Linked DNA regions of Mus musculus: region 1 is linked to region 2. The links are chromatin loops, found by intact Hi-C in ENCODE. Cell type or tissue: left cerebral cortex. All regions are shown on one strand. Each heading gives the region's core, and the rest is flanking DNA. Links, peaks and the distances in the headings are about the cores only. Region 1 holds the start of 1700072F12Rik (a long non-coding RNA gene). Region 2 overlaps Spock1 (sparc/osteonectin, cwcv and kazal-like domains proteoglycan 1).

Region 1 (16,520 bases), core at 5,437-13,436, 200 kb before region 2:
AGCACGCAGCAAGCAGACCTAGAACACACCGCAAGCAGCAGGCAGACGGCAAACACCAAGCAGATGCTGACACCATCCAGCAGAATAACAGGGGAAGCTAGACTTCTGGACTGAGAGAGTTCTGGGAAGAGAGCTCTGTCATTATGCAGGGCCTCTGGCTTCTTGTGCCTGAGACAGGTGCTTTTATGTCATGAGATGGGCGATAGCAGCCGCTGTTGGGAATGGGTTTCCTTTTAACGGTTCTCAAGAATTCAGTTTCTACTGCTCTGAGCTGTTTGACCCAAGCGGGACAGTGGGTATCAGAGGACACTTGAGTCAGTCATGCTAGCCAGTTTACCATATAGTTTATGTTACAGTGAATACAGCTGAAACTTTAGAAGAAATAGCCAACATAGCTCATCAAAACTGATGTCAGAAGATTTCAGGCTCTACTTAATTATATTGACCATTAAAATCTTAGTCCATGAAGTGTAAGATACTGGTAAATCATTACATTTAAAGAAGTAATAATGTCAGCACACATAGATCCTTCCTGATGATAGAAAAAGAGGAAACCTGGCCCAATTCTTCTTGTAAATCTCTAGCTTGAGGAGAATGTTGCAAAATGAGAGAAACCATAGCCCTAGTATCTTAATTCCATTGCAGAATGGACCAGCAAATGTCAGTAAACCATAGCCCTAGTAGTATCTTATGTCCATTGCAGAATGGACCAGCAAATGTCAGTAAACAGAATCTAGCAAGGTTTATGTAAATATAAATTTATGTATTATGTATTATAATACATGTTATATACGTTCATGTAATATATAGTATGTGCAGTTTATAACATTTTATATATATTATAACTACAGTGAAATAAATGTAACTTGTTTCTATTTGCTTACATTTGTTTAAATTCCCTCTCTCTCTCTCTCTCTCTCTCTCTCTCTCTCTCTCTCTCTCTTTCTCTCACTCGGTCTGTCTCTCTCTGGGTGTGTGTATATGTTTGTGTGTGTCTATCAGTCAAACAGCGGCTCAAGAATCTTGAATATTTTCAAAGTAATCAGTGTGATTTATCACATTATTATGCACAGAACAAAAAAAATCACATGATGTTTTCAAAATATAAAATTCATTCACTTAAGTTTCTCACATCTCAAAGAGAACCTTATTATTCAAATATCTAAATGTTTACATGAAATTTACTGAGAATCCTAGACTAGAAAATACAGGACGATAAAGAAGCGAAGCCATAAAGGTTTGAGAGGAAGAGATTAAAACTCTGGCATGTAGATAACATGCTGGTGAATGACTGGGTGTAAGCGACCCCATGGTGATTACAGGACGCAGGGTCGGTAGCCCACTGTTCCTTCCATTTCTACAAGCATCCCATAAATAGTTAGGCAGTCAAATGTCTTAACATACTCACAACAGCAATGCAGATATAAATTAGATAAGATTGTAATGAAAGATATATAAGACCTCTATTTAGAAAACATCACAATTCAAAGGAGTTATTTCAATTTGATTTACATACATCTATGATGCAACCTTAGAAATATATTGATTGCATACATCTTATGGAAGTTGATAAACATAAAATTTATATGAAGAGTAAAGAGCTAAATATAGCCAGAAAAGTTTAACTAAAACATGGACGTGCCTGAGTTGCAGGCCTGGACAACCGGCTCAAAACAGCAGGGGCAGTAGGAAAAGGAATAGACTCACAAGATTTAGACTCCCCCCCCCCCAACCCCGCAATTTGTGGGAAAATGAAACATAGTAACACTGAAGAAATGAGTCTTCACCAGGTGCTTCTGGGTGCTCAGTGTCTGTAGCCGGCAGGGGCATGTAAATGAGAACTTCCCTGAGAGCATCCTAATGAAAACAAATGAATCCTGTGGGATGCCCCAGGGAGAAGGCAGCCCCATTCACTGCTGGTAAGAGTGTAAATTAGTTTAGCTACTGTGGAATTGGTATGGAGATTCCTAAGAAAAAACTGAAAATAAGAACTGTCATATAACCCTTCTTTGCAACTTCTGGGTACATGCCTGAGGGATTCTGAGCCAGTATACCACAGGAACACCTGCTTATCCATGTTTATTGCACACTGTTCATAATTAGCCAGACTTTAGAGTCTGCCTAGGTGTCCATCAACATGCATGGATAAGGAAACTGATAATAAATATGTATAGATTACATGTACACATACATATCTATAATTATATATGTGTATGTATATGTGAATATGTGTACTAGAGCTTTATTCACTCATAAATAACTAGAATGAAATTATGTCATTGTTGAAAACTCTTGTAATTGGTAATCATTAAGCAAGATAAGCAAGGCTCAAAGGAACAAATACTAGGTTGGTTTTCTCTTATTTGTGGATCCTAGGGTGTTTTAGATACATAGAACCACATGTACATACACACGCACAGTACACACACAAATATACACACATATGCATAGAAACACACACAGAAACACACATACATTCACAAACATACACACACAAAACATACAAACACATACACAAATATGCACACATTCATACAAACACACACACAAACATACAAAAACATACAAACACACAAATATACACACATTCATACAAACACACACATACAAACATACACACACAAAAACATACAAACACACACAAATATACACACATTCATACAAACACACACACAAACATACACATATGCATACAAACACACACAGAAACACATACACAAACACATAGACACAAGCACACATACAAACACATACACAAACACACATATATAAGCACACACTTACACACAGCACACATAGCAAGAGAGGAGACAAGTAGAAGCAAAGGAAGAGAAGAGAAAGGGGAACTGGGGGATGCTTGGAATACAAGCCGCACTTGAAGGAGATTACTTTATGAAACCCATCACCATGCACAATGAATATATGCCAATAAAAAGAAAACATATACTTTAGATGGATTATGTATGAAACTCTCATCAAATATGTTTAAAGATTTTTAAAAATGTAATATAGCCTACCATTTAGGGATTTGGGCTCTGGAGTCAAATGCTCACATTTAAATCTCAGCATCTGACAGCCCTCCGGTGATTTAGTATTTTCAATCTGTGAAACGAGAGAAAGTAGAATAAAATATGCTCTGTAATAAAATTCTTGATAAATAGTTCTTCATTAAGATTATGGATTCCGGAGGCTGGAGAGAGGGTGCAGAAGTTAGGGAAACTTGCAGCTCTTGCAGAGGGTACAACTTTGGTCTTCACCTCCAACGCTAGGCAGCTCACCACAGCCTGGAACTCCAGCTCCAGAGACTCCAACACCCTCTTCTGGACTCTGAAGACACCGCACACGTGTGGCATGCAAATAAATAAGGCATTTAAAAAATAAAATTGTGAACTTAGGTTTGTCAAACATGCCATGGGGGTTGGGGGTGGGGTAAAATGATAAGCCATAAAGTGTGAAGAAGACATGTCTGCAGTGTGTATGAACAGTGCAGTTCTCATATCTACATCTTTAAAATTCATAAGAAAAACAACTCAGAGAAGGTAGATAAACAGTCTGAGACGGGCCTTGCTAGAGACACCTAACAGAAAGACACCCAGTGAGAACTGAAATCACAGTATGGTTCTACTTTCCCACTACCACACTTGCTGAGGTGGAAATGACTATTTTATTAAAGAGGCCAGGGGATAGAAATGTCACACACTAAAGGCAGAAGTGCACACTGGCACATCCACTTAGATAAAGTGCCTAGCACCATCTAGAACGTGTATGTGTGTATGCAGAAAAATTGAAATGTCTATACCAAAAGACGCGGAAATACATGCACCTCTCTTTATTTCTCATGAGATTAAGAAAATGTTAAAACCTTGTATGTCCTCATGGCATTTTCACACAGGAACGCCAGCTAGATGTCATGGAAATGCACATCAACAGTCACGTGCCACATCTCAAAAACAGACTATGGCATGAAAGACGTCAGACTCCAAGTGTGAGTCACGAGGCACCAGATGTGACAAGGTGCGGGCCCAGGAGAACTCATCCGTGCTCTTAGATGCTGGGATAGCAACTCTGCTTTGGAGCAGGAAGAGCAGTGTCAGGGGCTTGGGGATATGAGTTGCTGGTGGCCTGCGGTCTCTTGATCTGCGCAGTGGTTGCAGCTGCCTAACAAGACCTTCTTAGGCTGCACTTGCTTTTCCTTAAGCCATACTACGTTGCCCAGCAATGCGCATGTAACCAATAGTCATGAAACAATGTAACCGAAGGCTGGAGGTGTGGCTTAGCAGGAAACAATGTAACCAAAAGTGTTGCTTCGCAGGGAAGAGTCTTTAGCAGCGGACCTGCAGTTTCCCACAGCTCACTGGAGTTCAAAACCACCCAGAACCTCAGTTCCAGAGGATCCTATGTGCCTTTCTGACTTCTTCTGCATCCCCCATGCTTACGAAGCATATACATAAACTCAGATGCATGCATATATAAACAACGCAATCTGGGGAATTTTACTCCATAGTATAAAGATGAAGTAATTGAAGGTATACAGAAAGGTAGAAAGACTTAGCTATGAAAATGTTAAAGACGGTATCATCTGCAACAGGGAAAATGGAAAATGTCTAAGGGAGAAACAAAAGGTGGTTTAGAGGGGGCAGTAGGAAAGCAGCAGCAGTCTCCTGAAGGTGAGACTCAAGGCTCGCAAGCCCACCCTGGCCCCAGTCCCCACCAGGTCAGTGCTGACCAGCCATGATCAAGGTCAGTCTCACCTTCAGCAACCACAGGAAGCCTTGGATCTCCCAGTTCTACCCGCCCTATAGTTAAGATGAGCCAACAGCAAATCACTAGGAGATACGCAATGAGAATGTGTGTAATTACGCAGGAGGGTTATCAACTGGAGGCTCTGCCACAACAAACTGATTTCTAGACATTATTGTCTTCTGTGTAGATTCATAAGAAAGTGAACTTGACATTTTATATCTGTTTGTGTCGACATTAGACAAATGTTATTTTTGAAAATGTCTGTGAACTGGGTTTATTATTTCGTATAGACAAGGTTCACAATATTCTTGCAGAAACGGTGACGAGGGAGAAAAGGTATTGGAGACCAGCATGAATAAGATTGTTGCAAAAATTGATGCACAAAATTAACTGGAGAAACCAGAGGTCTCTGGGCTCTTCAGCCTCCGATTCCTGGTTATCCAGGCAGTGTGGGGCATGGGCTTCCTTTTGTGACATGGGCCTCGAATTAGATTAGTCATTGGTTGGCCACTCCCACAAGTTCTGTGACATCACTGCCCCAGCGCCTCTTGCAGGCAAGGCAGATGGTAGGTTTTGGCAGATTGAAAGGTTTTGTGACTGGGTTGGTGCCTTGCCTGCTAATCTGGTTTCTGAATGTTCTCCTCTAAGGACCTTGGCTAGGGTGAGAGAAACTGAAAACTGTGACCTCTAGTGGACACGGAAAGATATTTGAGTTTTCATTTCTTTATTGGGATGGTGGATGACTCCAAGAAAACAGCAGGGCAGGTAACAAACTCACAAAGATTGACAGCGGTGCACAAGACCGGCACCAGTTCAAACCAGACAAAAATCTCAGCACAGAGAATGAATGGAAATGAACCCAAAGTCCCACCCCCTCATCAAGAAGCCTTCTGCAGGTGATACAGTCTAAGGAAAATCCATTTTCTTCCATGGCGGGCATATCAACCACCCCAGGGCAGGCTCCATGCTCAGGAGCAGTTGGCTAACACAAAATAAACTCCACAGTTTTCTTGGTGTGTGTGTGGGGGGAGATGGCTTAATTTATTATATTACTGCAAACATAAAAACCGTGAAAGTAAATGTTTTGACTTGAAAAGCTACAATTAGGTAGAAATACCAAGCTACCAAATAGCATTTCTTTTAGGATTCTGATTATATTAAATAAATTTGTCAGACCATACCTGACAAAAAGAAATTCTCTTCTTCTGAGTAGTACTTAAGAGATTTTAATTTTTGCTTTTTATTGTTCTAATTTGCTGTGCTTCTGGAATAACAACACAATTAGGCATGTTTGATGACTCGGGCCTGGCGTTCTTTTAAGAGCTGGGGGCCCGGCAGTCCCTGTGATGCCTGATGTGGGGGCAGGAAGCTAATGTGCTGCTGGCTGCCTCTTCTGTGATTTGGGAACCTGGGGAGGTGGAGGAACTGCTTCCTGTCGTTTGGCCACCCTAGTCCTCTAATCAAGGAAACCTCTTGGGGCTAGGGACTGATTGGTGGCTGATACGCATATACAGTGACAACTTTTCCAAGGAAAATAATGACCCCCACTTTTTTTTTTCCAGACCAGATTCCCACAGGAAGGCTCCCACAAGCTGGGTGTTTGGGTGTCTTGTAACTGAACTGGGTGGCAGAGGAAGGGAATGTTCAAGTCACTCCCCTGTGATCATGTCAAGTAATGACAGGATATTTCCTCTGTATTTTAAATTTTATCTTCTGTATATGAGCATTTTGGCTATGTATATCTGTGCACCACCTGTGTGCCTACGGGGCCAGAGGCAGGCATTGAATTCCTTTCGGAATTTTCAGATGGTTATAAGATGCCATGTGGATGCTGGGGCTCAGATCCGGGTCCTCTGTGAGAGCACCTGGTAACCTTCACCCTTGAGCCATCTTTCCAGCCCTGACCACTGGCTGTTTCTAATTTGGGGACTGCTAATGTTGCAGCTCACATGAAGTTTGTTCTTTGGTTTTAGAGGCATCCCCAAATGGAGTAGAGTTGTGCTTCCCTGTGCTGCTGTCAGTGGGCTGTGAAGTTTGAAGATAAGCATGGCTTACCTAGGTGCTCACTGAATGGAACCTGATGCTACCGCCATCTAGCGGTCAACTTAACCTTTTGTGTGTGGGGATCATGGCATCAGAAAGCTTTGCAAAAATCTTTTAAAGAATAACCTTTGGGGGGAACTATACAGTTGATTGAAAGACATAAATCTTCACCTAGCATAAATGCACTCAAGAGTGACTATTGTTCTTTTGGAAAGTTGCTAACTGTGTGTGTATGTATGGTGGTGTCCGTGGTATGTGTGCACATGTGCATGCAAGAGTGCAGGGTCATGTTTGCGTGTGCCTGTATGGAGGTGAGAGGTCACTGTGGCACGTCTTCCTCGATCACTCATCAGGGTCTCTCAGTGATTCTGGAGCTCCAAGGCCAGCGAGTGCCAGGGCCTAGCTGTCTCTCTGGGATTGTAGATGAGAGCCACTGTGCTCGGCTTTGACATGTGTCCTGGGGATTTAAACTTAGGTCCCCTTGCTTGTTTGCCTACTAAGCCATCTCCTCCGCTGAAAATTGCCTGTAGTTTTAGATTTCTGTATTACAAAAACCTGACAAGTACGTGAGTTGTTTTGTAGAGTGGGAGCTGGGTTTCATCAGGCTGTGCTGTGTACTTATTTTAAAGGTTACGTGTAGGGGATTAGTACACACAACCTTATTTGTCAGTTAAAGATAAAAAGAGAACACTACCTCTTACTAAGTGTATATCTTGTTTGAAACTGGCTTGTTCATTTTCCAACCTTATTAGATGGGGAGTAACTGACTGAGTTCCTGTCTGGTGGCTGGTACAGTCGGATTAGAACAGGCTAACACCAGACTTCTTTTCCATTTTCCACCGACCTCTCTTCCACTTCAGCAGCCTTGTGAGTGGGACTGGCTGACCCCACTGTTGAGGCTGGGAGCATTGTAGAGTATTTCATGAATTTGTTTTGCTCGAGAGTTATGGAATGCCTGTAGTGTGTCCCAGATGTCGCTGTCAGAGTGGGTGGTTCTTAAGTGTTCATTGGTGACTCTTTGGTGTTTCTGACCTTTCCCATGGCAGTTTGTGGGGAATGAAGTCACACACAGACATTTCTGGTGTCAGCATCCTCATTTAATCATGACAGCTGCTGGCCAGTGCTTTGAGAGCTGAGCAGTGTTTGCTAGCCTCTGAGTGCTTGCCAAGGTACCTAGGACACAACCAATAATCACTAAGTGATAATAACCTGGCTCCCAGTGTGTGTTGGTGACAATCCTTATTCTCATTTTGGGCGTACATAATCAACCATTTTCTGGAGTAAGCATCCCCAAATAAAATAATACACACATTGAAAAGTTTAAAAAAAAAAAGACTTCTAAAAGATTTTAAAGTGACTTCAAACACCTTAATCTCTATCAGAAGTTTACTGAGGTAGCTTAGTCACCTCCTTGCCATCGAACATTATTTGCTTTTTTAAAATATTTTATCTAAGGTTGCAAAGATTTTTCTCCTTGTTTCCACAGGTCTCTAGTAAATTTGGCACATATGGCCTTTTCTTTCTTTCTTCCTTTCTTTCTTTCTTTCTTTCTTTCTTTCTTTCTTTCTTTCTTCCTTCCTTCCTTCCTTCCTTCCTTCCTTCCTTCCTTCCTTTCTTTCTTTCTTTCTTTCTTTCTGTTGTTGTTTGTTTTTTGTTTTTTGTTTTTGTTTTTTATTTTCGAGACAGGGTTTCTCTGGACAGCCTTGGCTGTCCTGGAACTCACTTTGTAGATCAGGCTGGCCTCGAACTCAGAAATCTGCCTGCCTCTGCCTCCCGAGTGCTGGGATTAAAGGCGTGGACCACCACACCCGGCTGACCTTTTCTTTTAACATCCTACATGTTTTGACCTAATTGGAACCCTCTAGAAACTTTGTCTTTAAGTAGCACCATTATAGATGCAACAACTTAATTTAGGTGTTTTCTCTATGTTGGGATGGTCAACTGGGATCACTTACAGCTTCCATTCTTGCTACTGAGTGCCTTTGCATTGTAGGTATGGTGTATGCATGTGTGTATACATGTGCACACTCTCGGGCATGCACAAGGAAGCCAGCAGAGGACATTGGCATCCCTTCAGTCACTTTTCACTTTGTTCTTTTGAGACAGGATTTCTCGCCAAAGAACCTATAGTCTGAGGTTTGACTCTGTGTGCTGGCCAGCAAACTCCCGTCATCCTCCTAAGTGTTTTCCCAGTGCTGGGGTACCAGGCACATGAAGCCATGCCTCGTTTTTATTTAGGAAAGATTTGAACTCAGGTCCTTGTGTTTGTTCTGCAAGCCCTCTTAGTCACTGAGTCATCCACTTAGCCTGAGAATCTTTTATATACACACCACTTACACACTTTGGTTCTCTACCTCTTAGGATAGATTCTGAAAGGATGAATGTTAGGTCAAAGGTCTGTAACCTTGTTTACAATTCTTGATATTTTCTAGCAATCCTCTCTGTACAATGTATGCCACATACACTCCCATAAGAGAATTTTAGCATTTACATGAGGAAACTCGAGCCTCTGCCAACAGCACATGTTCCAGCTGTGTTGTTACATCCAGTGCTTATAAAGGCCTCCTGGGTGAGCACAGGCATGTGATGTTTTTGGGGTCGTGTGCGTGCACATGCGCGCGCATGTGTGTGTGTGTGAGTGTATGTGCCTGTGTGTTCGTGTGTGTATGTTGTGTTGACACAACCTAATTTTAGATACCAAGTTTAGCCTTTGCATTTCTTTTGCTTAATACTTCACCTGTCTCCTTTACGTTGTCCAACCAAAAGTAGCTTCCTTCTTGATCCCCCATTTCAACAGCAACCATTGCTCCCAAGCGATTCATTTATTTCAATCTCCATATAGAGAAAACTAACATTAACAACCATTTCATTTAGTCAAAAACTAACAACAAAAAAAGCTCTCAATGAAGCTATATCTCCAAGTTGCCAGCAGGGGGCACTGTGGGCCTTACTCTACTTCAGAAACAATCAGGCACAGTCAGGTTTTGAGATGGTTCCTCTTAGGGGCAGGGGCTGTCCGCTGAAGGAATATTAAACTAGTAGCCCATGTACAGAGCGCTTTTCCAATGAGACTCATTGGGTTTCTTTCTGCATGATTTATCCACACAAGTGAACAATTGTGTTTTAAAATGAATGTGGGGCCATGATTTAAAAAGACATTGAATTGTTTTAGGTGGGTATGTTAACGTCACACTCACTCCCATGGATATAAGGCCAAATTCACATTTTCCTTTCAGAGTTTAATAGAGCCAGGAGTCGATAAAGGTCACGAAGAAGCTCTGCACGTTTGTACACTTTGTTCTGTGGGAACTGTTGATGTATGGTCACATTAGCTCAGGCAGAAGGCTTGCTTATGCTCTCTAAAGTTGCCCCTCCCTGCCTGGTCCACGGCCATAGCTTCCTTAATGATGTTCTCTGCACCACTTCAATTCCCATGCTCACCTCAGCCTCTACTGCTACTGCATCCGGGATGAATGAATGGGACTAAACCCATCTCATCCCTTTCCCGAGACGCACTCGTGGCTCCGTGTGGGAGAACAAAGGCCTTCCTTGTGTTTTGGTCCAATGCTGACCTCACAGTCGAGCCTCTCCTGGTGCTACCTGACAGGCGCCACGCCCTGCTTCCTGACACCCGCGCTGCTGCTATGGCCCAGGAGCGCTCATCTTCTGCTGCCGTGTGAGTGGCCCCTCCAAAATCTGTGCGCTGGACAAGTCTCAGGCATGAACTTTAAGAGCTGGGGCCTGGTGGGAGGTATTCAGTTCACACAGGCCGGCCCTGCCCTTGTGCGTAGATTGATACTGTTATACAAAGGGACTGGGAGAGAAAAATCCCTCCGTCCCCAGTCTTCTGTGTGATACAGTGTTACATCCCCCCCTCCCCCCGCCCGGGGGTTTGCAGCAGAAGATGCTGTGTGGAACCAGGGAGTGAGTCTACTGACACCAAGAACTTCCCAGCTTCTCAAGCTGCCACGGCAGCGCAGACTGGACAAGGTGCCCTCCCTGCAAGGTGGACTCTGAGCTCTCTGCGCTCTGCTGCTCTATTCTGCTCTCCAGGCCCCACGGAGCTCTCTGCTATACCCGTTCTTCACCGTTTCTCCGAGCTAACTTTCCCACCCTCGGAGCTAGCATGGTCTTAGTCATTCTTCAAAAGCCAATTAACAGGTCGCTTCTCACTCACACCCTCCCTAAATCTCCATGTGTGATCTACCAGAATTCTTCAAAGAAGCAGAGCCCGGAAGGAACCACAGACGCCAGCCAGTCTAAAGCTAAAGGCTTGAAAATCCGGAGACGGGTAGTGTGGAAAACAGAAGAACACAAGGCCCAGGCTATAGTTAGACAACATGGCACTGATATGGATAGGTGGGACAAATCAGCTAAATTGTGACTAGCAGTGGACAATTTGGGGCCAAGAGTCAGCACAAGTTAGCTGATACCTAATGTCTGGGGAAGCCCAAAGTACAGAGTGATTTCAAATGCTATCTAATTTTTTTTCAGACACATTCGTGTCATTCTGTATAAACATGGCCTTGAGGGCAGAGTGGGTGTGTGGCTCTAGGTCAGTGTGCCCACCTCTGTGCATCCTGTGTGCCCATCTCTCTCTCTCTCTCTCTCTCTCTCTCTCTCTCTCTTTGTCTCTCTCTCTCTCTGTGTGTGTGTGTGTGTGTGTGTGTGTGTGTGTGTGTGCTTGATTGTGTATAAGATTATGCTTGAGTGCCTGCCTAGCAGTCTTTGACAGAAGTAAATAACACACATCTGCCCACAGCTCCTCAGAATCTCTTCACCCTCTTAGCTTCCTGGGACTGTCCTCCCTGCCACCCTCCTCCCTATGATGATCCTCCCTGCCACCTTCCTCCCTGTGATGGTACTCCCTGCCACCCTCCTCCCTGTGACAGTCCTTCCTGCCTCTCTTTTCCCTATGATAATTCTCCCTGTCACCCTCCTCCCTATGATGGTCCTCCCTGCCACCCTCCTCCCTGTGATCATCCTCCACCCTCCTCTTTTTCTGGCATGGGAGTGTGGACTCACAGAGTACACTGGTGTGAGACTTTGTGTCCAGAGTCTTAGAAATCTTGTTTCTTTTTAAAAATCAATTAACATGTTGAATTGTACACATTAATGAGATTTGGTGTGATATTTACATGTGTGTAACTAGTATGCAGTGATCAAATTCAACCTTCCATTTCATACCTTTCTTCCCCCTCTGCCTTTCCTATTCTGTTAACAGTTGACATTTTTTCTTTGACCCCGGGAAGCGAAAGAGAACAGGAACCTTTCAGCCTTTCTGTGCTGGCTGAGCTACCTATTCCATGTAACATGATATGTTCTACTCCTGGCCATGGCGCTGGGGATGACTGAATTTCATTCTTTTTGACTCTGTATTTTACCTCCTCATGTGCTGGTGGCCACCCAGGCTGATTCAGCTATTACAGAGTATGGCGATAACTGTGAGTGTGTGGCTATCTCGTCGGTATGTGATTTTATAGCCTTTAAGTGTGTATCTATGAGTGGTGTAGCTGAAGCACAAACCTATTGTGATCTGTGCTAATCTATTATGGAGATCTATTACTAGTGTTTGGAAGAACTCCTATGCCACTCCCTGGAACAGCCATCCTAATTCCTATTCCCATTACTGGCCACGACATTTCCCTTTCTACACATCCTTCTTAGAATGTATCGATTTGTTATTTTTTGTAATTGCCATTTGACTTGGGGCGATGGCTAACACTAATAGATGGTTAATGCCCCTGAATCTTTTCTGTGCATTCATGGGCGGTTTGAGTTTCTTCTTTTGAGGTACATCTATTCCTGTCATCTCATTTTAAAATTAGATTACTAAGCTCTTTTCTTGCTAAACCCTGCAAATTCTCAATATTCTAGATTTTTTAACACTCTGCCAGGTTAAGAGCAGCCTAATAGCTTCCCATGCCGTGGTGGACTGTCTCGTTAGGCCATTGATCGCTGTCTTTTCAGTCCACGGCTCTTTTAGTTCCTCGTATCTGTCAGGTTTCACTTTCAGTTTTTTCCTCGAGTCCTTTTGAGGTTCTCCCTAGAGACCACAGCCTAGAGCATCTTTTATAAACGTCACACCCGTGTCTTCTTTAAATCGTTTTGGAATTTCCTGTCTGATGGTTGGGTTTTGATCCTGCTTGAGTTGACTTCATGTGGAGTGGAGAAGAGTCAAGGGCCTGTGGTCTTCACATGCATCCGGTTCGCTCGGCACCATTTCCTGAAGGCGTTGTTTTCTTCGATGTGTGTTTTTGTTTCTTTGCCGGGAAATGTCTGTGGATGTGTGGGTTTCTGCAGTCTCCGTTCTTTCTCACCTGCTCCTGTCTCTCTTTTGGTGCCTATGCCCTGTTGCTTCAATGGCTGCAACTTTGCAGTATATTCTGCAGTGAGGCCATGATGCTCCCTCCTTTTTCTCTGGGCTCAAGATTGCTTTGGCCATTTGTGATGCTTTGAATAGGTTTGGCTCACATAGATTTATGTCTTTGAATGCTTGGCCATACAGAATGGCACCACGAGGAGGCATGGCCTTATTGGAGGAGGCATGGCCTTGTTGAAGGAAGTTCGTCACTGTGACAAGCTTTGAGACCTCCTATGCTTAGGTTCCGCCCAGTGGGGGAGGGAGCCTCCTCCTGGCTGCCTGCAGAAGACAGTCTCATCTTGGCTGCTGCCTTCAGATGAAGATGTAGAACTCCTAGCTCCTCCAGCGACATGTAAGCCTGTACCCTGCCATGCTCCCCACCATGATGATAATGGACTGAACTTCTTAAACTGTAAGCCAGCTCCTATTAAATGTTGTCTTTTCTAAGAGCCATTTGTCACGGTGTCTGTTCACGGCAATGAATCCATAACTAAGACACTAATCCAGGGGTTTGTGTTTGTATTCCAATTTTAGAGTTGTTTTGTCCAGCTCTGGAAGGAATGACATTGGTACTTCGATGAGGGATTCATCGAATCTCTGAATTATTTCTGATAAATGAACATTTTTAAGCAAGATTAGTTCTTCCAATCCATGAACTTAAAAGGGTTTTCTTTCAGTTTGTGATTTCTTTGATATTTCAAGGTCCGCTTTCTAGAAGGCATTTCTTCCTTTGGTTAAGTTCATTCTTAAGCACTTTGTCCACTTCGCTAGTGGCACCACAGTGACATGGTTTCATGCTATTTTTCTTTTAAAAATATTTAGTTACTTTTATTTCTGTATATCAGCATTTTTTTTTTCCTGAGTGAGTGTGTGTGCGCTACGGGCATGCAGGAGCCTTTGGAGGTCAGAAAAGTACATGGAATCCCTTGGGGCTGGAGTTAGAAGTAGTTGTGAGCCATCATGTAGATGCTGGGCTCTGAACCCAGGTCCTCTGCAAATGCTCTCAACCATGGAGCCACCTCTCCATCCCATCTGATACTACTATGACTCTTTCCTCATAGTTACAATGGCTGTCTTGTACAGTGCAGGGCACCTAGCAGGCTTAGCTCTTACTGAGCTAAGCTGAGTTTGTAAGGTAGCTGCTTGAGTTACAAAGATGGGAGTATAGCTCTTGGAGCAGTCTAGACTCAAACTGCCACTCCTCTCAGGATGACACCCTGGGTTGTCAGGGATGGGTTGTAAGATCCTTCACCACCCCCTTGCAAGGTCTCGGATACATTGTTGCACTCATCCCTGCTGGATACATCCTTGCCTGCACTATCACCTTCAATCAGGTACCAGGCTGCACACCGCTCATGTATGCTAGACAAAAGCTGACAGACTGAACTAGTGATCAATCAGGTTTGTCATATGGAAGAAGAGAAATGGAAGACCATTGGACATAGAAGGGAAATGGGAATAGATCTGGATACCTATGCCTCTGTCAACAACTTCTGTTTCTGCCTCCAGTCGTAGAAATGATTATCACTGAAATACAATTGCCAACTTTCTATAGGCTGAATGTTTCTAAGAGAGCAATGGCTTCCGAGTGGCTGTGCCACCTTGAAGTCTGGAAAGGAAACATTGTTCATGCAGAAATCCATGGAGTCTGATACTTTGCAATGTGTGTTGTTTGCTTCAATATTAAACTCTGTATACTGACCCTGTGTTCACATATGGAACCATGGCCACTAACAGCTTTCACCACAGGAGGAATTGTGCACATGCACAAACATGGGTCCCCACCCACCTGCATTCCACATAGAGTAGAATTCCATTTTCCTGCTGATCGATGTGGCTCTTGCGTTACCATGAACCATCTGTCTCCCAAATGGCAGTTCTAGTGTTTCAAACACATCTCCAATAATCACTTCCCCTAAACACATTAGTGGGAAATGATGTAAAAAATAATTAAGCATGGCTACCCACTGCATTAGAAACTGATGATAATCTGTGTTTTATAAATTAGAGACATAGATGAAGATGCTGCTACACATGGGTCTCCTGTCTTGCTGTGGAGGAATACAGCCTGGTAAGAAAAATGTTTGAGAACTTGGTGCTGAAAAGGGAAGAAGAAAGAAGTGAATACTTTAAATAAAAGACAGAGATACTAAGGGCTGGAGAGATGGCTCAGTGGTTAAGGGCACTGACTGCTCTTCCAGAGGTCCTGAGTTCAATTCCCAGCAACCACATGGTGGCTCACAACCATCTCTGATGGGATCTGATGCCCTCTTCTGGTGTGTCTGAAGACAGCTACAGTGTACTCATATACATAAAATAAATAAATAAATAAATAAACAAACAAACAAACAAATAATAGAGATACTAATAAAACTGGGCACAGGAGATGGCTCCATGGTTAACACTTCTGACCACTCCAGTTAAGAGCCTGGGTGGTGTTCATCCATATCAAACTGCTTATAACCACCTGTAACCCCAGCTCCAGGGAATCTGAAACCACCTGGCCCCTGTGGGTACTTGCATGTACATGGTGCACATAAACTCACACAGGCAAAGCAGAGATAACATATATAGGACTATTGGGGGCTGGAGAAAGCTTGCGTTCCTCATTCAAGGCAAAACATCCATGGGATCTATCTTGTGTTCTACAGGGTTGGTGAGTAGATGTTAAATATACAAAAACCAAACCAAACCAAACCAAACCAAAACAGAAAGCCTTTAAAGATAATGAACTACAGAAAAAAGGGTCAGTAAATTCGTTTGTTACTTAATAGAATACTAAGAAACATGGTCTCCATGAAACAGAAACAGACATGCACGCATGGTTAACTAGAATAAAAAGATTACAGTCTAAGCCAGAGAGGAAGCCTGACTGATTACCCATGACCTGTGGGATAAGAGGGGAGGGCTACATCTGTGTGGGAATCACTAAAGATAGAAATTGCCAAAATTCAATTTAATGCTACAATAATATGCTTTTTAAAAAAATATATTTAATAATTAGAGGCTAGAGAAGTGATGCAGCAGCTAAGAGCACTTCCTGCTTTGCAGAGGACCTAGGCTCCATCCCCAGCACCTACATGGCAACCCTCTGTCATCCCAGTTCCAAGGGATCCAGTACCTTCTTATGGCCTCTGCAGGCACTGCACACACACGATACACAGGTGTATCTTATACATAACTTATACATACTAAACACTTATACATATAAAACAAAATAAATAATTCTGAAGAAATAATTCGAGGAGTTTAGCAAGTGTTTAAAATGGGAGTGGTAATAAATACAGGGAAAAGCAGGAAGCAGACAATTCAGTTAACATTTTTACAAGACTCCCCGATATTGAATCACATGTCGAGAATTTAACAAGAG
Region 2 (16,520 bases), core at 4,440-12,439:
TTGCTCCTGCTCCCCTAGGCCATTCAAGGCCAAGCAGCCACTGTGGGGGGCATGTAGAGGGACTTTTGGTTGTCACAAATAAAATAATCATATGGCTCTGAAATGATATGGTTGCTGCACACACAAGTCAAAACAGCTATGGTTACCTATACAAGACCTGTGTGAGATCAAGCCAGTTACAAAACCCAGCATGGATGGTGATTGGTGGAGGCCAGGGACACTGCTAAGCCTCTCATAAAACAGAGGGAAAACATGAGTCAGATTTGTTCAATCTAGTATGCCAGGAATGTCCAAGCTGACACCCCCTAGCCTCAGAGAATAGGTGTTCTTCATTCTGTGTAAGTCATGACTGACTGGGCATTGCTAAGGTAGCAGGAAAGATAGAACAGGTAGAGTCTGACCTCAACGGCTATGGGAAGTGGTCTGCCTCTGCGCTGTCTCCCAGTGTGAGCTGTGCAAATCTGCATCCTGTAGATAGATGGGCTGTTTCTCCTCCCCTCCACTTTGACCCTCTTTCCCAAGCATGTCAGACAAGAGAATGAAAAATCATAGCCTCACCTGGGGAAAATGACATGCTAGCCAGACAGCCACCTGTACCCCACACAAGAGCGCCCAATGAGACAAGCCAGCAACACACCCCCATAAGTGACAAACTCCGAAGCTCCCTGCCTCTTGTTAATCTCATGTTCATGAAAAACTTAATTGAGACTGATATTTTACTTCTTCTTTGTGCCTCAGAGTCACTGAGACTTGCACTCGAGTGTTTTTGGAATGTGTGTTTTACCTTATTTATATCTATCCATGTCCTTTTTCAACATACATGTGGAATCAATTTTTAATAGAAAAAAATTAAACATTAAGTTATTGTGAACGATAGTCAAAGACAAGTAGAAAAACAATGTAAAACAAAAAGGCAGGGTCAATATTCTTAATATATAAAGAGCTATCTCAAATCAATAAGAAAACCATTAAGAATATAATTGAAAAATCGACAGTGGATAGGGCCAAGTGCTCTAAAGCAAGAAGAATTATAAATGGCTAGTAAACACGGACATTAAAAAAGTGATTGACTTCAGTAGTAATTACAAATGGGAATGGATATAATAATAAAATAATTCAGTACACTATTAAAGTTAGCAGACAGTAAAATATAATGGCTATACACATACTGTGAGTCCAAATAATGTAACCCTCTTGAAAATCAAATTCCACTTCCAGTCATTTATGAAGCAAAAGTTCGTTTCTAATTATGATATCGATTATATTGTTTGCAGGAAGTTCACACTCCAAATATAGAAGAACAAATTTAACCGATGATTTCAACATCTAGGGAGGAATTTGAGTCTCTTATTGTGCTTCCTCATGATTCTCGAGGCCTGTGCACAAGAGGACACATTACAGTGTGTGCTAAGAGTAGTGTCTCACTCTCCAAACTCAGGACTCATGAGCTTGCTCCTAGCTGGTGTCCCTTCTGAAATTAAGGTAATCGTGTTTTTGTACTGCTATAGAGATGCATTTGTACAGTACAACCTTACTATTATCCGTCTATATTTCAACTCCTCTGGTCTCTTCCCTGCCACACAGGAGATCATCAGTATGTTCCAATATTTCCCGAAACTACAGTCAGAGTGGCTGGGAAAAAGAGGAGGCAGTTACAGAACCAGATACCGTGCTTGACAAGCTCTCATTATAGGGACTTCCATGGGACACACTTCCAGACAGAAGGCAGGGGGCCGGCAGAGAATTAACATACAGAGAGTTAACAGCAGTCTAACAAAGGGTTAAAAAGTAAAGAGAGTCATCAAAGGAAAACACCAAGTCCCAATCTCTACTTAGCAAGGAGCCTTGTGGGTAGAAACCTCAGGCTCACAGCCACACGGCCAAACCTAGTTATAATTCAAGTGATTACAGGATGAAAAACTTGGAATTAGATGAACAGGAATTAGAATAAGATAATCAGACATGAGTAAAGGGGACAAGAAGAGGACTTGCAGGGAAAATGAAGGCAAATAAGAAGCAGAAACTACTCATCAAAGAGTAGAATTCTGAGAAACGTGGGGTGAGTGTTTAGTTAAAATGATGATTGTGGAAAACAGACAGCAAGGTCTAGTTATTTGCTATCAATGGATAAACTAGAGAAAGCAAAGGGATGAAGATTAAAACTCCAAGCACATGCTAAGAGAGTTGCTATGGCTACGCCAAGAGAACATCACACTTTCAGCATCAGGATTCCTAATAATTAAAATCTCAATCGAGATGCAAATAAGGTGAAAAATAAGAGGCGGGTGAGTGTTTAGTTAAAATGATGATTGTGGAAAACAGACAGCAAGGTCTAGTTATTTGCTATCAATGGATAAACTAGAGAAAGCAAAGGGATGAAGATTAAAACTCCAAGCACATGCTAAGAGAGTTGCTATGGCTACGCCAAGAGAACATCACACTTTCAGCATCAGGATTCCTAATAATTAAAATCTCAATCGAGATGCAAATAAGGTGAAAAATAAGAGGCCGGCACCACAGCTAAGCATTTCTCAACCCTGCGCCCTGACAAAGGTCAGCCCAGGAAGCCACACACTTAAGTAAAATGTCATAGAGCCTGGAGAGGAAAACGGACTGAGGGTGACCTATGACCTGGACTTAGGGAAGACGTTTCAACTCACAGAGACTGAAATGTGGCAGGGTAAAACTAACAAATTCTGTATGCCAAATGATAACTTAACCAGAACAGGAGTCACCAGCAGGGAGAGTGGACAGTGCCGATGAAGGCTTCCTACAAGTGAATGAGGAAAAGGTAGATCAATACATGAACCGATGAGCACGTTGGCCAAAAGTTTAGTAAACAAAACAACAACAACAACAACAAACAAAGAACAAACAAATAAAATATTCCCAACCAAAACAACAAACAAACAAAACAAAACAAAAAAGAACAAACAAAAAACAAAGAACAAACAAACAAAACCCCCAGCAAATATAAGAAAAGATGCTCATAGCACCACAGGGTCCAAAACGAGGTGACAAGTTTCATTTCAAAACTAACATTAGAATGATAACAGGGTTCAAAGACAGACAACCAAAATATAAGTGAGAGGAGAATGAGAAACCACCATAACTTTTATGTGTTAGCATAGAAGACAAAAAACAAAATCACTGTTGGCCATGATTCACCAGCATGCCCACAGTTCCAATGCTAAGAATGTGTCATGTCCTAACACAAGTCTGCATGTGTGCATTAGGGGAGATGGGAGAATTCTGACATGTTAGCTCTTTAGGAAAGGAGAGGGAAATTCACTAGAAACAGTCTGTGTGACGATTTCAATCTTGACTCTGCTCTAACGGTGAACGTGACTGAGATCCATCTGCATGTAATTATGCGTGCAAGTCTTGGGACAGCCTCTCTGAGAGAAAGATAGATATAGTGTAGCTCCAACCATGGAAATGGTCTAGCACACAAAAGCTAAACGTGATTCCAGAGGGGTGAAAGCACACATCACACTATAAGGAAAATTAACGCATCAATAAACAAGCAAGTCAGGATAATGGCTGCCATAAAGCAGGAGACAGCAAATGTGGTTGGGAAGACAAAACCAGCTTCAAAGCTCATGGCCATCCTTTTATGCTGCTGGAGTTCTTTATACTGTTACTGTCTGACCCTTATACAAGTTTCACAAGTTAAGAAAAGAAGGGGCCAGTTCCATGGCTCAGCAGGTAAAGGGGCTTGCCGCCAAGCCGGGTAACCTATTCCTGGGACCCACATGGTGGAAGGGAAGAGCAGACTCCTGCAGGAATCCTCCTCCCCTATCCTGTCAAATGTCTGCCTCACCCCCCTCCCATTCCCCACTTCCACAAATTAATTAATTAAAATGTAATAAAATAAAGGTAGCTGTTCTTTGTGAAATAACAATCCTAGCAATGTAAAAATAATACATAGTCTAAAATGTTTATTCATTAGGTAGGTCTGGCTATGACCGTTCACGGGTGTGGCTAGGGTGAGGGAATATCTGACTATCAACTACGAAAGTCTTAAAGCAGAATGCAAGCAAGCTATAACCATTGTGCCCGTGCCCAATATCTCTGGAATTAGCCTAAACTGCTCAGGGTTTTCATGGGACAAAGAAAAAAAATGTCTTCTGTTGATTGATACTGCTCAAGATGCAGAATTGTTTTTTGTTCTATGCCAGATGTCCCAAGAAGGGAACAGCTGATCTCTGTAACAACAGAAATGCTTCATGCAGATGTGTCAGCTCCAGAAACAAAATCATTCTTGGAAAAACTGCCAGCTAGCCCTGTAAACATTCTCTTCCCTGTAGTATGACCTTTCTGCACCTTGCCTGGGGTTGAGTCTCTTTCCTTTCCATGAGTTTGGACAGGGATCTGTGGTAGGAGATGTGATATTCTGTGATTTGGGGTCTAGATATTTAAAGGGGTCTACCTCTATCCTCTTCTCGGATTCCAGCTGTCAAGCTGTGAGAAATCTCTGGAGGGATCATAAGTAGGTACTCCAGTCAACAACAGCCCTAGCTGACATACTAGCTGACCACTAGGATCAACGCCAAACCCATACCTAAGAAGGATTTCAATGACACTTTAGCTACCATCTGACTGTGCCTACCTATAGGACCCCAGAGGCAACCTACAAAGCAAATCCTTGCCAGGCCCACAGTGGGAGGTAACAACACGAAATGTCATCATGGTGTGACTGGGATGGTCTGTTACACTGTACTAAATATATAGTATGGCAACTTTGACCCTGCTTATAGCAACTAAAGCAAAGACAACATACAATGTCAGGCTCCTATCAGACACTCTGTATGTAAGTGCAGTCCCAATAGTACTAACAAGCTATGGCTTGTCAACTACTGTGAACTTGCGGTTCTTTAAGGGAAACATGGTGAGTTACTGTCGCCTGCTTTTCAGACATTGGATATGTCGCTTGAAAGTCCTCTTGCTCATTGTCTGCTGGAAGTGACACATAGTATTAGATCCATGTCATAGTCTGTGTTGCTAGGCCAACATCTGGCTGGCCGGGTTCTCTCCAGGTCCCCTCATGAGACCCAGGTAGGATTGGGCAAGCACATGCTCCCTGAGAGCAGCTCACTGTGGCTGTAGCTCTCTTGCATTAGGGGGCGAGAGGGAGGGGGAATTGGCATCATCTTTCCTTTCAGGCTTTTCTCTTTTCCTCAACCCTTAAAATTATTTCTGCTCCATGGCAGCAAAACCTGACCAGCAGGAGGCCAGCAGTGCAGGCTGGGGCTGAGAGCAGAGCTTAAAGTGCAGAACTATGTCCAACTCCAGGCTCTGCCTCTTACCAGCATGTGACCCAGGCAGCAGGCTGTCCCTTAGGCCTTAGCTCCTCCCCTTAGGAGTGAAATGAATGCCCAACTCCCAGGGCTGCTATGCGTATTGGGTTAATGTGCTGACATATATCATTCTTAGAATCTTGCTGGACCCAGAAAGCCTTCCTAAGCATGGTGAAGGCCTGGTCAATAGGTTAAATGGAGGGCAGGGACTCATCTGAGTGATGGGAAAAGACGATATCGATAGAAACAGAAGGACCTGCTTAGTGGTCAGCAGTCTGCATGCCTCTATAGGGTCAGTCTATAAAACGATGCGGGTTGTTGTTGCCGGCTACTAGGGAGAGATTTGAAGGCAGGGCAAGGCAGACTAACTCTTGCTGTAGTTTTAGAAGCCTGCAATCCAAAAGTCATGTTCCAAAAGGATTTGGATGCAAGTGACTCATAAACCAGACCACAGCTAAAAGGCAGCATCTATAAGATGATTATCTGATCGAAGTATTCAAGGGGCATCCTTTCGTCCTGCAGCATGGCCTGCAGACGCGTTCAATACCCTCCTGTCACAGGGGGAAATCTGCCAATATTCTGTCACCCTAAGTGGTACAAAGGTCCTACCCTTTAACCTGTCTGCTCTCACGGGAACGGACGAACATGGAGTCCGCTGAGCTTTCTTTATGAGCATTTCCAGAGACACTGAGTGTCTTTAGCAATCAATGAATCGATGGCACACGGGAGATAAAGGTGGTAAACTGCCTGAACCTATGCAGTGAAGCTGGACCTAATTAGCAATTGTCAATGCAGTAGTGCTTGCTAACTCAGTCCCTTTTTGCTAGTTCATAAAGTCTATAGAAATTTGTTTGTTTGTTTGTTTGTTTTTCAGTCAGGGGTGCAACCTGGTAGCTTCATGAAGTCACTTGACATGAATAGGGCTGCTTCTCTCTGAAATTAAAATGCCAATGAGCTCTCTGAATGACAAGGAAGGGAACTTTGGCTTTTTCAACAGCAAAACTGGGCTGTGGTAGGCACCACTACCCTGATAAGGTTAGCTCAGAATGAGCTAGTGCGGCCGAGGGTGACAGGTGTAATTAAAATTATGTTCAGCTGCTGATCTGCTAGGCAGATAAATCCCATAAGCTCTAAATTGCATCAGTTTGCTGAAAAAAAAAAAGAAGTTACAACTGACTGCTCATTTCTTGTTAAATACGACACTGATTTAAAACTAGGATCTGAGAACGTCGGTGCGATTAGTGAAGGTTTCCTGGCTTTTGGAATAAAAGAGGCATCAACTTTTGGATCATCACAGTGCTCAAGGGCCCAGGCAGAACAGGGGACAAAGCACCCTCCTCACTCTCCACACCACTGCCCAGCAGTTTGGACACTTAATGGTGAGAAGTCTTTTCCGGTTGCGGAGCACAGTCCCAAGCCACGGAGACATTAAATACACATGACAAATAGGAGAGCCAGGAAGCAGGCAGCACACAAGGCAACTAACTGGCTAGCCACTGAGTTCATGATCGGTCACACTCCTCTACTGGGCCTTGAGATAAGACTAGGGGCAACTCCCACTGGCCTCAGCAATTCCCCTGGTGGGCAATTATCCCAAGAACTGAAATCAGAATCCAAACCATGACAGCCTTCTCATGATCGATGCTGTCCAATCTCCACCAGGTAGCAGCCTACGGTGTCCACTGAAGGATGGATACAAAATATGTGGTCTCTGCACAGCAGGATACTATTCAACTTTTAAAAGCGGGGACCTTCTGCCATGTAGCCACAACACGGGCAAACCTCAGTGACATGGCGCTGTGTGACATAAACCGTAAGCTAGAAATAGAACTGGGATATGATCCCACTTTTAGGAAGTTATCCAAAAATATTTAAATGATCATAGGACATAGCAGTGGCTTTCCAGGTGCTGAGGGAAGGAGAGAAAGCGGTAACATTAAATTATAGTAGGGCAGGGGGCTAGAGAGATGGCTCAGTGGTGAAGAGCACTGGCTGCTCTTCCAGAAAACCCAGGTTTAGTTCCCAGTCCCCACCACGGAAGCTCACAACCATCCAATCCAGTTCCAGAGGATCAGGTGCCCTCTCCTGATCTCCGTGGGATCCTGCATATGCGGGGGTGCGTTTGGTGCACATAAACTCAAGCAGGTGCACACTTATACAATAATAAATAAATAAACCTTTATATTCGAGCAAGATAACTAAGCTTTAAAGATCTGTCACAGAGCATCCTAATTCTCATAATTAGACATATTGCACAGTTTATGTGCAAAGGTATCATATTATTATAAAAAATTTGTTGAGAATAGTGTTCTACACACACACTACTGGAGACATCCCAAGTGAGATTAATGTCTGCAAAGGTCACAGAAAGCTTGACAACCATGGGGCATAAGAACCCTGTGCTTCTACGCTTAAACCACCTGCGACACACGGCCACCTCTGCTTACATCTCTCCCTCCCTCTGAATTAATTCATTCGATATTTAATCAACAGATATCCCATAGCCATCTGTTCTACCCTAAGGACTGTTAAATTTACAGAGTGGTAAAGAAAACAACAGAATCTGTCCTTAAAGACAAAGAGGAACAGAGATGAACCTCTCAAATAGGAACCCTCAAACAGGAGTGGCCTACACTAGAGGGCGCTGAGAGACATTGCCCGATCTGTTCTACTGAGGAAGAAACTGCATTTCAGAGAGGTTAGCATTGGCTGGTGACAGAGCCAAGGCTTCCATCGCATGTCTTACTCCAAGCCTGTAGCACTTCTTTCCCTTCCCTGGTGCCCTCCTGACTGGAGAAGGCATTCGCTAGGGAAGGGAGCTGGGGATGCGGTTCCCTGCAGGGAACTCAATGGCCAAGGAAACTTAACTCAAATGAGGGAGGTAAGACTTTGTTTAGTTTTATTTGTCCATATGGCTAAGGCCATAGCACTCAGATTAATTGGTCAAATGTTATTCTAGATGCTTCTGCAAAGGGTTTAGGTTAGATTAACATCTAAATTAATCTATTACATAAAGATTACCTTCCATAAATAGGTAGGTCTTAGCTAATCGGTTTAAAGCCTTTTGTGACTAGGGTGGTGGGTGGGGGTGCCTGCTAACTGACTCCCCTGAGGAAGGTCCACCTTCAGAATAATGTTGGATGTTTGTTCAGCCACAGGTGGCCTCCAGGCATTAGCCTGGACAACCTCTGGAGCCATTTCCCCAACCCCTCCCTCCCCTTTCCACTCCTTCTGATTTCCTCTTTCCCATTAATGCCTAGTTCTCTGGGGAGCCCTCACCAGCAGGACTATACTCCTATACTGAATTATAAAGCCAGACCCACGTGGCCCAGAGTCTACAGGACATCCAGCAGGTCTTAGTCTATCCGTAGCTGCCTCTTGGTAGTCTGTGTAGACTTCTGAGAGTCCTGGGAAACAAAGGGGAGTGACCAGACAGATGGGCCTGTGCACTGTTTAAACAGTAGATTATCTGTTCTTTCACTGCATAGAAGTTTACTGAGTGGATGTTGTACATCTGACTCTATATCAGAGTCTAGGCCCTGCCTGGCACACAGTGGGCATTCAATAAATATCTATTGGATGTATTGGATGAATAAAATCTTCACTCTAAAAAAAATGAAACCCCTATTCCCTTTCATGATTGCCGCATCTTCTGGGAAACCCAGCCCTTGTCACTAGATTTGGATCATGGGTGAGGATAGCTGAAGCGCTGGGAACCTACATCATGTAGGTGAGATTCTCTTCCCTCAAACTCTTTCTATCTCCTGAACTTGAACCTTTCGTTAAAAGATAAGCATCACACCCTGAACCTTCTCCTACTGAGAGAGCTAAGGGAGGCATAAGGATTGAGAGTTCCAGGCCAGACTCGTCTGCAGAGGGAGAACCTGTCTCAAGAAACTAAAACACCCATGGAGTCTGCATTTTCTTTTCTCTGTGCTCCATCTGCACTTCTCAAATGCTTGATAGTTAATATTTCATCATTTTTATCTGGGAAACTACATAAGTCACACTAAACTAAAGTGACAGTAACCTCTTGGACCCATGTAGGATGCTCTATCACTCCACACAGTTGCCCTGATGTGGACAGAGAAGCAAGGTGTCCAGAGCTCTACACGAGCTGATCCTGGGGACCAGATCATACACCCCAGACCCCGACTTCCACCCTGATGCAGCTGCCCCTGCTCACATCTGGGTGTCACGACTTTCTTTTATAGCTTCTACATAAACTGGACATCCCATGATCTTCGCTGGGGGAGCACAGCAGACATGGAATTCAGCGAATGAATGTATTTAAGCCATTGCCCTGGATGTGAATCCACCCCACTGGGTAGGCATAGCAGCTGCTTGTTATGTTTTTAATTCTAATTCTTCCTGGAGAGTTTCTCAAAAATAATATTATAATATGCCATAGTAATAAGGAACTTGTTTCCCAAGCATTTTCCCCATGAACCCTGAAGGTGCATTCAGTTACAACAAGAAGGGCTGCGCTCTGCCTCTTACTTTGTTGTGATTCCATTTAAGGCATTCCCTGTGGTAAACATGTAACTGCAGCCCCCACTGTGGACGCTCTGTAATTCCAGACCTTATTTATTTGGAAAGAGAAGACCGCACTTGGGAGGCTAATATCAAGTTCACAAAACCCACATTTTATTAAAGAGAGAGAGAACCTTTCTTTTGTGATATTGAAAGCTAAGAAGGTTATGTCAATGACAGTAGAAAGGACAATTAACAAACATAGAGAGGGTAGGCTGGCTCTTGTGAACTCTCAGAGGAGAGTTCAGAACGTATCCGGACACTCTGTTGTACTCTTCAGCAAAGGGAACTATTACTAGTTTCAGCTTTCACCTCTTTCGACACCCTGAAGACTCTGGAACTACGTGGCGCGTGGTTGAACCCCATAAACATTTGCTGAGCAGAAGAGGATAAACAAGAAAGACCCTGACCGCTTTAAAAGCAAACGTTCCTGATACCGGTGTGAGAGGTGCTTTGTCTGAGCATGCTCACCCATCTTCTGTTGGTTTTTGTTTGCTTGAACGCAGCCCTCACAACTGACCAGACATGAAATTTCCCTGTGGTTTCAATTTGTATTTGAGAACTAATCTGACTGACCATTAAAAAAAAAAAACAAGACCTATATTATATTTTATATGTATGAGGTTCCATTCACATGCATGTCTGTGTGTGTGCCTTGTGCCCATGGAGGCCCAAAGAAGGTATCAGATCCCCTGAAGTGAACCTGCTATGTAGGTAGTGGGAATCAAACTCAGATCCTCTGCAAGATCAGTGAGTGTTCTTAGCCATTGAGCTATTTCTGCAGGCCCAGCATTTTTAAATATATAAACTTCCTGGGCATTTGTACTACTTCTTTTGAGAAATGACTGTTTATAAAGTTACACAACTCATCTTTCAGAAATTATTTAAAATTTTTTTCATATATGTAATTTTTAAAATTAATATATGTATTAATGTAAACATAAAAATTAAGCGTCAAGGCTCCCCAAAAGCAAAACACTTTAGATGGCTTTACTTCAATTATAAAACAGGATCCACAGATGCGAGGTAACAAACACGTGAAGAATGGATGCTAAGCAACCATCAGGGCAGCTCCCTCTCACAGCCAATGGGAACAAACCCAGAGGTTCACAGCCAGACACTGAGCAGAGACCTTGAAATACTCAGCCCTTACCGATGACTCTCAAACCCCAGTCATCTCCATCAAGTCCCAAGTCAGATCTCCGAGAACCCACAAAGAGTGTAGGAGCCAGAGGACAGGGAGGACCAAGAAAACAAGACCCTCTACATCAATGGAATAAACGTCTCATGAACTCACAGAGACTGAAGCAGCACACGCGGGGCCTCTGTGTATGTGTTATGGCTTCCAGCTGAGCATTTTCAGGGCAGTCCTGGGTGTGAGAATGAGTGGGTCTCTGGTTCTTGGGTCTTCTTTTGAGATCTTTTCCTTTTGCTGGCTTGCCTTGTCCAACTTCAATGTGATGGGTTTTGTTTTACCTTACTATGTTTTATTCCATTATGTTTGGTTATCTACTAGGACCCTGCTCTTTTCCGATGAGAGACAAAAATGGAATGGATCCTGATTGAGGGTGAGGGGGTAGGATAGATGGTGAGGAACTGGGAGGAGTAAGGGTCAGGGAGGGGAAACTGTAATCAGAATATATTGTATGGGAGAAGAGTCTAAATTTCAATAAAATGGAATGAATGAATAAATAAATAAATGATAAATAGAATGAGTGCAAGGTATCATGTGATGGTTTGTAAATGCTCTGCCCAGGGAGTGGCACTGTTAGAACGTATGGCCCTGCTGGAGTAGGAGTGACCTTCTTGGAGTAGGTATGGCCTTGTTGGAGTAGATGTGGCCTTGTTGAAGTAGATGTGGCCTGGTTGGAGTGGGTATGGCCTGGTTGAAGTAGATGTGTCACTGTGGGTGTAGGCTTTAAGACCCTAATCCTAGCTGCCTAGAAGTCAGCATCCTGCTAGCAGCCCTCAGGTAAAAATGTAGAACTCTCAGCTCCTCCTGTACCATGCCTGCCTGGATGCTGTCATGTTCCTGCTTTGATGATAATGGACTGAACCTCTGAACCTGTAAGCCAGCCCCAATTAAATGCTGTCCTTATAGGAGCTGCCTTGGTCATGGTGTCTGGTCACAGCAGTAAAACCCTAACTAAGACACACTTAGAGGGAAAAGGATGGTTGACTTTGATCTTGTCAAGGGCTTCCGGTGGGAAGGAACGTCGCATCTGAGGTTGAAAATGTGTGTAGTGTCAAAAAAGCCGAGGGGAAGGCAAGGCTGGAGCTCCTGGTGAAGAGACACCATCCTAAGTGTGAAAGATGGGGTAGCTTGAGTGTCAGGACATGAAACCTTAGAGGTCAGCCCATGCCAGTCCTTATATTTCGACAAATGCACAGCAGGTAAATGCACTGGCTGTGACCATTTATGAGTTGTGTTCCTCCTTCAGCCGGAAGGAGGCTGTCTCAGACACCTATGCTTAAGCTAGCACATAGTAGGTCTCTGCCACAAAGGAATATGGAGGGACATAAGGATTTTTAAAATGAGGTGGAGAATATGGTAAGGTGCAGTGGTTTGAATAAAAATGCCCCCCATTCATTAGGCTCACCCAGAGTGGCACTATTGGGAGGAGGGGCCTTGTTAAAGTAGGTGTGGCCTTATGGGAGGAAATGTGTCACCGGGACTGGGCTTTGAGACTTCTAATGCTCAGGCTAACTAATTGTCACTGTCTTCCTGCTGCCTGCAGATCCAGCAGTAGAACTCTCGGTTACCTTTCTAGAACATGTCTGCCTGCCTGCTGCCATGCTTCCTGCCGGGATGATAATGGACTGACCCACTGAACTCTAAGCCATCCCCAATTCAATGTTGTCCTTTGTAAGGATTGCCGTGATTACCGTGTCTTGTCACAGCAACAAAACCCCAACTAAGACAGAACTTGGTGGGGTATTGGTGTGATAAACTGGATCATACTTTTGTTTGTAGAAATACAGAATGCCTTGAGACTTTTTGCTAGAAAAGCAATTGGACACTTTATGTGGGACTTAACGGGCCATCCTAGAAATAGTATGGAAGACAGTGGTGCTGAGGGCGTTTGAACTGAGGGGACCTAGATCAAGTGGTTTCAGAGAAGAAGAGTATTCTCATGTGGCCTACAGACTGTTCTTGGTAAAAAGCACGGCTGCTTTCTGCCCGTGTCCAAAAATCTGCCTGAAACTAATTGAAGAGTTATGGATTGACAGCTTTGGCAGAGGGCACTTCAAAACAACCTAGCATTGGCTGTGTTTCTTGGTTATTAGCGGCCAGTGTTATGCAACTCTGTAACGAGAAGGAGCAAGCCGAGCCAGGAAAGACACATAATGTACAGTTTGAGGAGAAAACGAGCACCAGGAAAAGGTTTAAAGAAAACCCTGATGCTCAACTGAATAAAGGGAGCCGTGGCCTCAGAGCAAGACCCAGCCAGCCACGCTTCCAATCTGTGAAAAGGAATGGAAGAAAAGCTTAGGGCCAGGCATGGTGGCATACACCTTTCATCCTGGCACTCTGAAGGCAGAGGATAGCGGATCTCTGAGTTCAAGGCCAGTCTGATCTACAGAGTGAGTTCCAGGACAGCCAAGCTTAGATAGTGAAGGAGACCATCAAAAACCAGAAAGCTGATGAAAGTGTATTTGAACAGGGGGCCATGGTCCAGCTCCAGCAAGCAGTAGAACTTGGCAGCTTTGACCATGTAGTTCTGGCTTTAGAGTCAAGGATACAGGAGATGGGTTATGGTATCTCCCTTTGTGACTAAGGGAAGCCACTGAGGCCAGGTGTGGGGGCAGGGGTGTCCTTGCATGGAGGCCTAGAGAGGCCGTTGTGAAGCTGTGAAGGTGAAGCCTGGGTTACCTTGGAGACCCCAAAATGTTGGAGATGCCAGAGCCATGGGTAACCAGCTAAGGAAACCAAGGGAAGTTGCTGACAGGGAGTGGAGCCAAGACATGAGAAAGAAGTGTGTTGCAAGCTGAAAGGAGTTAGAGATGTGAAGAGCCCTGTAACATCAGACGTGGAGATGCAGAGTTTGGAGTCTGCCCAGCTGGTTTTCCGTCTTGCTTTGATCCAGTGTTTCCTCACTCTCCTCCCTTTCCTCCTGTTTGCAATGGTGATTATATCCCGTGTCTCTGTACGTAGGAAGTATGTGATCTGCCCTTTCATTTTGATTGTACAGGTGGTTACAGTTAAGAGTCTGTGTGTGGCCGGGTGTGGTGGCGCACGCCTTTAATCCCAGCACTCGGGAGGCAGAGGCAGGTGGATTTCTGAGTTCGAGACCAGCCTGGTCTACAAAGTGAGTTCCAGGACAGCCAGAGCTATAAAGAGAAACCCTGTCTCGAAAAACCAAAAAAAAAAAAAAAAAAAAAAAAAAAAAAAAAAAAAAAGAGTCTGTGTGTGTGGGTCACAGGAGACTTTGAACTTGGGGCTTTTCAATGCTGTTCAGACCATGATAGACTATAAGGACTTTTGAAATTGTGCTGAATGTTTTCGGCGTTATGATCTGGTTACAAGCCTGAGGGAGCCAGGGAGTGGAATGTGGTGGTTTGAATATGACAGTCATTGGGAACTAGGGCCTTGTAGGAGTTGGTGCAGCGGTGTAGTCTTATTGGAGAAACTATGTCACTGGGGGTGGGATTTGAGGTTTCATAAGCTCAAACCAGCCCCAGGGTCACCTCTCTTCCCGTTGCCTGCCTATTCAGATATAGAGCTCTCAGCTACCTCTCCAGCATCATGTCTGCCTGTGTGCTGCCATGCTTCCCACATGACAGTAATGGATGGAACCTCTGACACTGTAAGCCAGCCCCAGTTAAATGTTTTCCTTTATAAGCACTGCAGTGATCATGACGTCTCTTCACAGCAATGAAACCCTAACTAAGACACGAGGGTGCATGATCTCCATCAGGACGGATACCATTGACGAGTCCTTAGCAGGGACAAACCCAGAATGGACATTTCAACAAATGACTTCAATGAGTGCCCTTAAGGTGACTCAAGAAGTGGTACTCACTGTGGCAGGGCGACCAGTCCCCGTGAGTAGCTGGCTATTGGTGTGGATCCATTAGCCCATGCAGATGGCACCTAGGGCTTAGGACTCCAGCAGGAAATACCATGCTGATGTGAAAATGGCTTAGCCCTGAGCCTTGGTTTATCATCCAGTGGAAGGGCCAGCTGCAAGCCTGGGAACTGGCATTTCCTGGCTTTTGCTTCACTTGTTTCCATAGAGAACAATGCTACTGTGGGCAAGGCAAAGGCACACTGGGAATTTCTCTCTTCTCTCTTCTTCTCCCTCCCTCTCTCTCTGTCATTTTGTACGTATTGCACATTTTCATTTTCTCTCAGTCAGGCAAGCATTCTGGCCCAGACCTGGCCCTAACAGCTACCACGGCAGGTGAAATGGCTGCATGGTTGCTCAGCTCCAAGTTCTGCATGGACTTCCTCACAGGCCTCCCCTGTTGCCACACTTCATGGGCTAAGCATTGCCATTGCATCCACCTCAGAGCTGAAAGAACTGTAGCCGGGTCAGGGAAGCTAAACGATTCATCCGGTCACAACACTAGGTAGGTAACAGTTAGAGATTAAAGGCAGGCTTGTGGTGCTCCGGAGAAGTATTAGGCTGTGTTTAGGGGAATAATCGGCCCACAAAAGCCCCGCCTGGTGATAGCTGATCAATGGCTGAGAAAGGCACTGCAGAGCTGGTGCCTCGGCCAGGGCTGGCATGGATGAGGCTGTAGTTAACAGCAGCTGCCTTCTCCAGCTGACAAAGCCGGATCGGGAGAAAAGTCAGAGAGCAGAAAGGACATGTGCCCAAGGTCCAGAGGGCCCCAGGTGCAAGCCTGCAAAGCCCTGGCAGGGGTGGGAAGGACAGACGGATGCCTGCCAGTAGTTTTCCCTCTGGGCCTGGGATTGGCACTGTCCGAGCTTTAAGTTTCCCTCCCCCAGAACCCATACTGATTCCCCATCACTGAAGCCATAAGCAACTCCTCTGGCCCTGATGTGGCAAGCATGGATCTGCCGCCGCTTGCGCGAGTTAGCACCTGAATCTAAATCAGGCCACTGTGGTGCTATTTCTGCAGGTGCCTGAGCTGTGACTTCTTCTACTGAATGAGGAGAAGGGGAAAGCACAGCTCGGAAGCATGCCACCTTAGGAACACGGTGCAGCCTGTCAGCCTGCATGGCTCCCAGCCTTAGGGCCTGTCAGTTCCCCGTGGAGAACCATTGTGGGAGGTGCAGGATGGCCCTCCTTCTAAGAAGCTAGATCCCAGGAGAGAACCCCTCCTGCAGAAAGAAGACAGGTCGGATGGAGAAAGGAGGCACACTAAGAAAAGAGTGTACACAGGGAAAGCTGTGGGGCATTAGCCATGACATGGAGGAACGGTGACCCGGGACTGGTGGCAGATGCCCTCAGGTCTGTCCTGGGTGGCTGAGCATCTTCTTAGCATGAGGTTTCTGGTCCCGGTGCCACATCCTGTGCACAGCCCTCCCTTGACACATGAATAATTTTCACTCAGCCCGAGCTGAGACTCTTCACCTCCCAGTGCCAAGACCACCACCAAATTCACCTTCCCCTAGGCTCAGCGAAAGGAAGAGTGGCCAAGCCTAGCACTCGTTTTCTTGCTGCCTGGTTGCCTCCTGTGTACCGAGCTGCAAACGAGTCCATGGGAAGCAGTTCT

What was found. Peaks named below come from ENCODE experiments on the same cell type or tissue, not always from the same donor. Only the 100,000 strongest peaks of a DNase experiment are listed, where the experiment ranks them.
Region 1: a loop joins it to region 2, with 3 times the contacts of the local background. A loop is called at or near these places in 3 of 42 quality-filtered maps.

Annotation. Positions count from the first base shown.
Region 1 is chr13:57,271,946-57,288,465 of GRCm38, forward strand. 1700072F12Rik (a long non-coding RNA gene) reads left to right here and starts at 10,418. Exons shown (of 2, transcript XR_873502.1): 1 at 10,418-10,462; 2 at 10,685-11,321. It also overlaps the pseudogene Gm48176. In left cerebral cortex, for the core only: CTCF peaks have their summits at 6,861 (motif pointing left) and 9,718 (motif pointing right); DNase peaks (open chromatin) are centred at 9,740, 10,119 and 10,947.
Region 2 is chr13:57,468,945-57,485,464 of GRCm38, forward strand. The region is part of intron 7 of Spock1 (sparc/osteonectin, cwcv and kazal-like domains proteoglycan 1); the gene reads right to left. Among named protein-coding and RNA genes, the nearest start is that of Gm33240, 33 kb to the left of the region's middle. In left cerebral cortex, for the core only: a CTCF peak has its summit at 7,933 (motif pointing right); a DNase peak (open chromatin) is centred at 7,951.